Linked DNA regions of Homo sapiens: region 1 is linked to region 2. Evidence: chromatin loops called from intact Hi-C (ENCODE). Cell type or tissue: CD4-positive, alpha-beta T cell. All regions are shown on one strand.

Region 1 (2,500 bases), 1.4 Mb after region 2:
TATTTATTGAGAATCTAGATTATTCCATTTGAGTCTCACAGTAACCTGTAGGTCGGTAGGAGTGGTATTAAGTTCATTATACAGAAGAGACATCCTAGATTCCACAAAATGAGGCAGAAAATTAGGCAGCATCTGCTAAGAAAATTCTGAAGGCCACCATCTAATCATCCTTCAGAAGTTGGGCTGACAAGGGTTCAGAGCTTCCAAATCTGGCACAGAAAGACACAGCCTTGATGTGCCATTTCTCAGCTGATTCTGAATTTTAGCAATAATGCCCTACAAGAAGAGATGGCTGGAGCCAGTTGTAATTTACCTGCTGTCAAATGATTCTGTCCTTCATAAAATGCTAATTATTTGGAAGACTGTTTCTCTTTGAATATTGTAGATATAGATTTTCAGGGTACCTTTCCTATATAATTGTCATTATTTTTTAAATGTTGACATACCTAGCACACTTTTGGAAATAGGCATTTTTAAAAGATTTTATTTTTTTTAGAGCAGTTTTATGTTTACAGCAAAATTGAGTAGAAGGTACACAGATTTCCCATATCCCCACCCCTGCCCTGCATATGCACTGCCTCCCCCCTTATCAACATTCCCCAGAGGGTACATTTGTTACCTTATCACCCAAAGTCCACAACTTACCTTAGTCCCAAGTGCTGGGATTCTATGTGTTCACTCTTTATGGTGTACATTCTATGTGTTTGGACAAATTTATAACTACATAGAACTCATTATGCTATAATACAGAGTATTTTCACTGCCTTAAAAATCCTCCGTGCTCCACCTATTCATCTCCCTCCTCCCCAACCCCTGGCAAACCGCTGATCTTTTTAGAGTCCCCATCGTTCGGCCTGGGCATGTTTTTAAAGTAATGAAGCATTTCACCATTGAGTGTCCGGAAAAAAAAAGGAAAGAGAAGGCTACTTATACTAGATATCGAATTATGGTTGTATGTTTGGCATGAATAATTTTTAATTGAAAATAATCACAATGTTTGTCTAAATCCTAGCGCTCAAAGAAACAACCAGATCTGGTTTTGAAACCAAGACTGCCCTGTTGGTGATGAGGAAGTCAACTGCGCAGCCTCAGTCGCCCGTGGAGGCCCCGGGCTGGCGGCCGTGACGTTGCTGCCACCTCGTGCATATTATCGGTAGTGCAGCCAGCGAGGAGGCCTCAGCCACGCCGAGGTAGCAAGCGCTGGCCAGCTCACTTTGATGGTCTTCAGCTTAGCTCACGTATTGCCTAGGAACACCAGGGGCCTGTGCAGTTTATTATGTGTTTGTGGTGTTTATTAATCCACAGAAATATTGTTTTTGATAGACAACCTAAGATAAAGGCTAATAAAAGACTGAGAATGTGGACTCGATAATTTTGTTGGCTTCAGGATAAAGAAAAAAAGTCAGTAAATGGTACCTGAATCCTCCAATAATTACTCCATCTTATAAATTACTGTTTTCTCTTATTCCAGCCCACAGTCTGTCATTCTAGAAAGTATGATATATTAATTTTTAGCTAAGCAATATCCACAGGGAGTAATCAGAGTTGGCACTGTACAGGTGTTTTTCCAATGAAAAGGTTACTGTTGGAATTATTTATAAGCAACATCAGAACACTGAATATTAACAAACTGAATTTCACCTGGTTATTAAGTAGCAGGAGATACATATGCACCAAATCATCCCGCTTTGACCTTGAATGGTTGTATGTTTATCCAAGAAAGAAGCTCCCCCATCTTCAATGTGCTATTAACCTTCCTTTTTGTCCTTTTTCATTTCTTCCCTTTTAAATTTTATTGTAATGAAATAGTTAAGTCCTACACAAAGGTGTAAACCTATGATACTGATTCTACTTGACTCTGCCACTCAGCTTGGGAAACGCATTACCATCCAAACAGGTGAAGCCTTTGTGCCCCCTCAGCTGTATTCCCTTCCTTCTCTTTACAGTTTCCACTTCTCTAAATTTGGTGTTCATCATTCCCATTTGTTTCATTACGCTTTTGCCGATACATATGTGTTCCTAAACGGTACAATGTACGGGTTTCACGTTTCTGAAACGCTGTTGAGATGGTATCCGTGTTTTCTGTAACTTGGATTTTTTTCTTTCAGTATTAGGATTGTGAGACCCATCCATCATATTAATTTCCCAGAATTGTCGTAGCAAACAACCACAAACTGGGTGACTTAATAAAACGAAAATTTATTCTCTCAGAGTTCTGGAGGCCAGAACTCTGAAATCAAGAGGTGGGCTGGGCTGGGCTCTCTCTGGGGCTCTAAGAGAGAATGTGTTCCTTCCTTCTTCCAGCTTCTGGTGGCCCAAGGCATTCCTTGGCTTGTGAATCTCTGTTTCTGTCTTCACATGGCCTCCTGCTCTCTGTTGTGTCTTCCTGTCTTAGAAGGACACTTGTCATTGGATTTAGGGCCCACCTGATCCAGAATGATCTCACCTTGAGGTCCTTAATTACATCTGCCAAGCCCCCAGGCAATACATGGTGGAGGTA
Region 2 (2,500 bases):
AACCCTTGAAGTCACCCTTGAGTACCTTCTCTCTTACCTCGTATTTAATCCATCAGAAAATCCTATGGACTCTATTTCCAAAATCCATCTAGAATGCAACACTTTCCACCCCTCCACTGCAACTCCACCATCATCTCTAGCTTTCCATGAAGTACACATGAGTTTCCTAGGATTCAAAGAATTTAGTAACACTGTTACTTAAAACTACTTCCATCCCCAGCTTCCTGTTTTTGTGAATGAGTTTTCCCAGTGCTTGCATACATAAAAACCAAGAAGAAGAATGAAACTGCTATTTCCTAAAGGTGCATGAATTGACTTTTTAAAATAATTCATTTTTTAAAACACTTGCCAAAGTCACCCAGTGATGCATTTCTAATAGTAATTTACTTTAATGTTTAATATTTTTGTACAGAAATTTATAAAATATTTATTTTGTTTTGATGATCATATATATCTACTTATTGTCATAACCCAATCTAGAAGAAAAGTTGTAACAAAGACCCATGGTCACAAGAGATTTTAAAACACGAATATTTAAATGTAAGTACATATTTTTGATACATGTTCAGTATGAGGGTGATCCATAAGAGACTTTCAACCACAAACATACGTTACAACGTGAAGCTGCCATACTAACCCTGGGCAGCTCATATTTGGACAGTTAACATGAGTAAAAAAAAATCTATTTAAGATGCTGTTGTGTTTGAGTCTTTGTTATTATAGCTGAATCTGGATGACAAAGTCGTCTGGCCTGGAAAACAATATGTTACAGTAGAATAAATTTCTACAGAGGAAATAAAATGGGAATATGACTTAAACAACAAAAGGAAATAATATAACATTGTAACTATTAAAAAGCTTGTTCATATATTTTTTTAAGTGGTGAGCAACAAATTATTTTTCACAATGCCTGGTCTAATACACTGTATGCATTCCATAAAAACTCGCTGATTAACAGCCCCATTCCTTGAGAAAATTTGTTTAACTTACAGGACTGGAACTCAATTGTTCTGTATGGACTTGCAGACCAGACCATGCTGCATTTAGCAAAGTCAAATATCAACAATATGTGAGAATGGAAGACTATATATGTGCACATATGAATGGATGAATGAGTGAATGAGCTGGTTATTTTGGTGGTTTCCAAGTACTAGGAATCTTACAAACGAAAATAACATTTACTACGAATATTTCCACTTTTCATCCAAATATCTTGTGCCATGTAACTAAAACTTGAAGGTTAGACATGCATGAACACCGGAATGACCACCAGAGGGAGCCCACGTGTTTTTCTGAATATGCCAAACACCAAATTGAGAAAAAGGAAGAAAACACACACAAAATATAAAGCTGGGGGTGGGCGCATGGGGGTGGGGGTGGGGGGCGCATGGGAGTCAAGGGGTGTGAGGAGTGGCGGGAAGGGGAAAGGGAAGCATTACCTGTTTCAGTTATTTAAGAGACTATATTATTGAATGACAGAACCATTTACGCATCTATGTTACAAATCCTTTTACTAGGCAGCTGTACACTGCAATGCTTTGACACTTATAAAAGGAGAATTGGTTAAACGTAAGATTTAAAAAATCTCACATAACCTAAAACTAGCAGGTCCTGGGTGGGCTGCTGTGATAACATCCATGACTCTCCGATGTGCCCCAAACAAGCCAGCTGCCTTCTCCAGCTTATCTTTGTGTTCCTGCTCTCACTGTCTATTCCGGTTCATCTTTGTGGTTAACTTTGGAGGAAGGTTTGGGTGTGGCTTCCTCACTTTGTTTGGGATTGGGCTATCAAATTACAGCACCAGAGGAGCACTTGGTGTGACTTGGGAATTTCTGATTCTCCTGTCTGAGCCAAGTTTATAAGGACGGTAAGATGAATGACTTTCCATTTGTTGTCCTGAAGTCTTCCCAGAACTGAGAATTGAACCAAGTGCCAACAGGAAGCAAGAGCACCTCTCTAAGGCTTTCCAGGCCCAATCTCCACTTACACCAGAACCCACAGGCCTGCCTCAGAGAGCTCCCCGCAAGCTAGAAAAATATCCTGGGACTGAGGCTATAGAAACAGGATGTGATCTTATCTAGAATTACGCTCCATGTAAACTGAATAGAATGTTTTCTATTTGAGATCGTTGTCGAGTTTTGGAATCCCCTCCCACCTGTTCAGTCCCCCCGCCCCCCAGCGCCCCCCCCCCCCACCCCGGCCTGGCTTGATCTTACTAATCCTTTTATTGTGGTAAGTCAGATCACCATTATACCAGTGAGGAAACTGAAGCTCCTGGAAATGAGTGACTTGTTCAGTGTCACTGGCTATTAAGTGTCAGGGATGGGAACTGGCAAACATGCGCTTCTAGGGACATGGATTGTAACAATGAATGAGTATTGAACCCCGTCATACTAATGTCTTTGGAGACAGAAAGAAAATTATTGTCTTCCTTTTCCCTCAAACTACAATTGAGTGAAAAGCATGACAGAAGTGAATTCAATGACTTAGCCCTTGTTTT

The links. A loop is a pair of places that touch in the nucleus more often than their neighbours do. Peaks named below come from ENCODE experiments on the same cell type or tissue, not always from the same donor. Only the 100,000 strongest peaks of a DNase experiment are listed, where the experiment ranks them.
Region 1: a loop joins it to region 2, with 8 times the contacts of the local background. A loop is called at or near these places in 5 of 110 quality-filtered maps.

What each region holds. Positions count from the first base shown.
Region 1 is chr2:171,572,901-171,575,400 of GRCh38, reverse strand. No RefSeq gene overlaps it. Among named protein-coding and RNA genes, the nearest start is that of CYBRD1, 52 kb to the right of the region's middle. In CD4-positive, alpha-beta T cell, CTCF peaks have their summits at 938 and 1,140 (motif pointing left); a DNase peak (open chromatin) is centred at 1,100.
Region 2 is chr2:172,930,866-172,933,365 of GRCh38, reverse strand. All of the region lies in intron 6 of RAPGEF4 (Rap guanine nucleotide exchange factor 4), which reads right to left. Among named protein-coding and RNA genes, the nearest start is that of MAP3K20, 140 kb to the left of the region's middle. In CD4-positive, alpha-beta T cell, CTCF peaks have their summits at 1,046 and 1,248 (motif pointing right); a DNase peak (open chromatin) is centred at 1,275.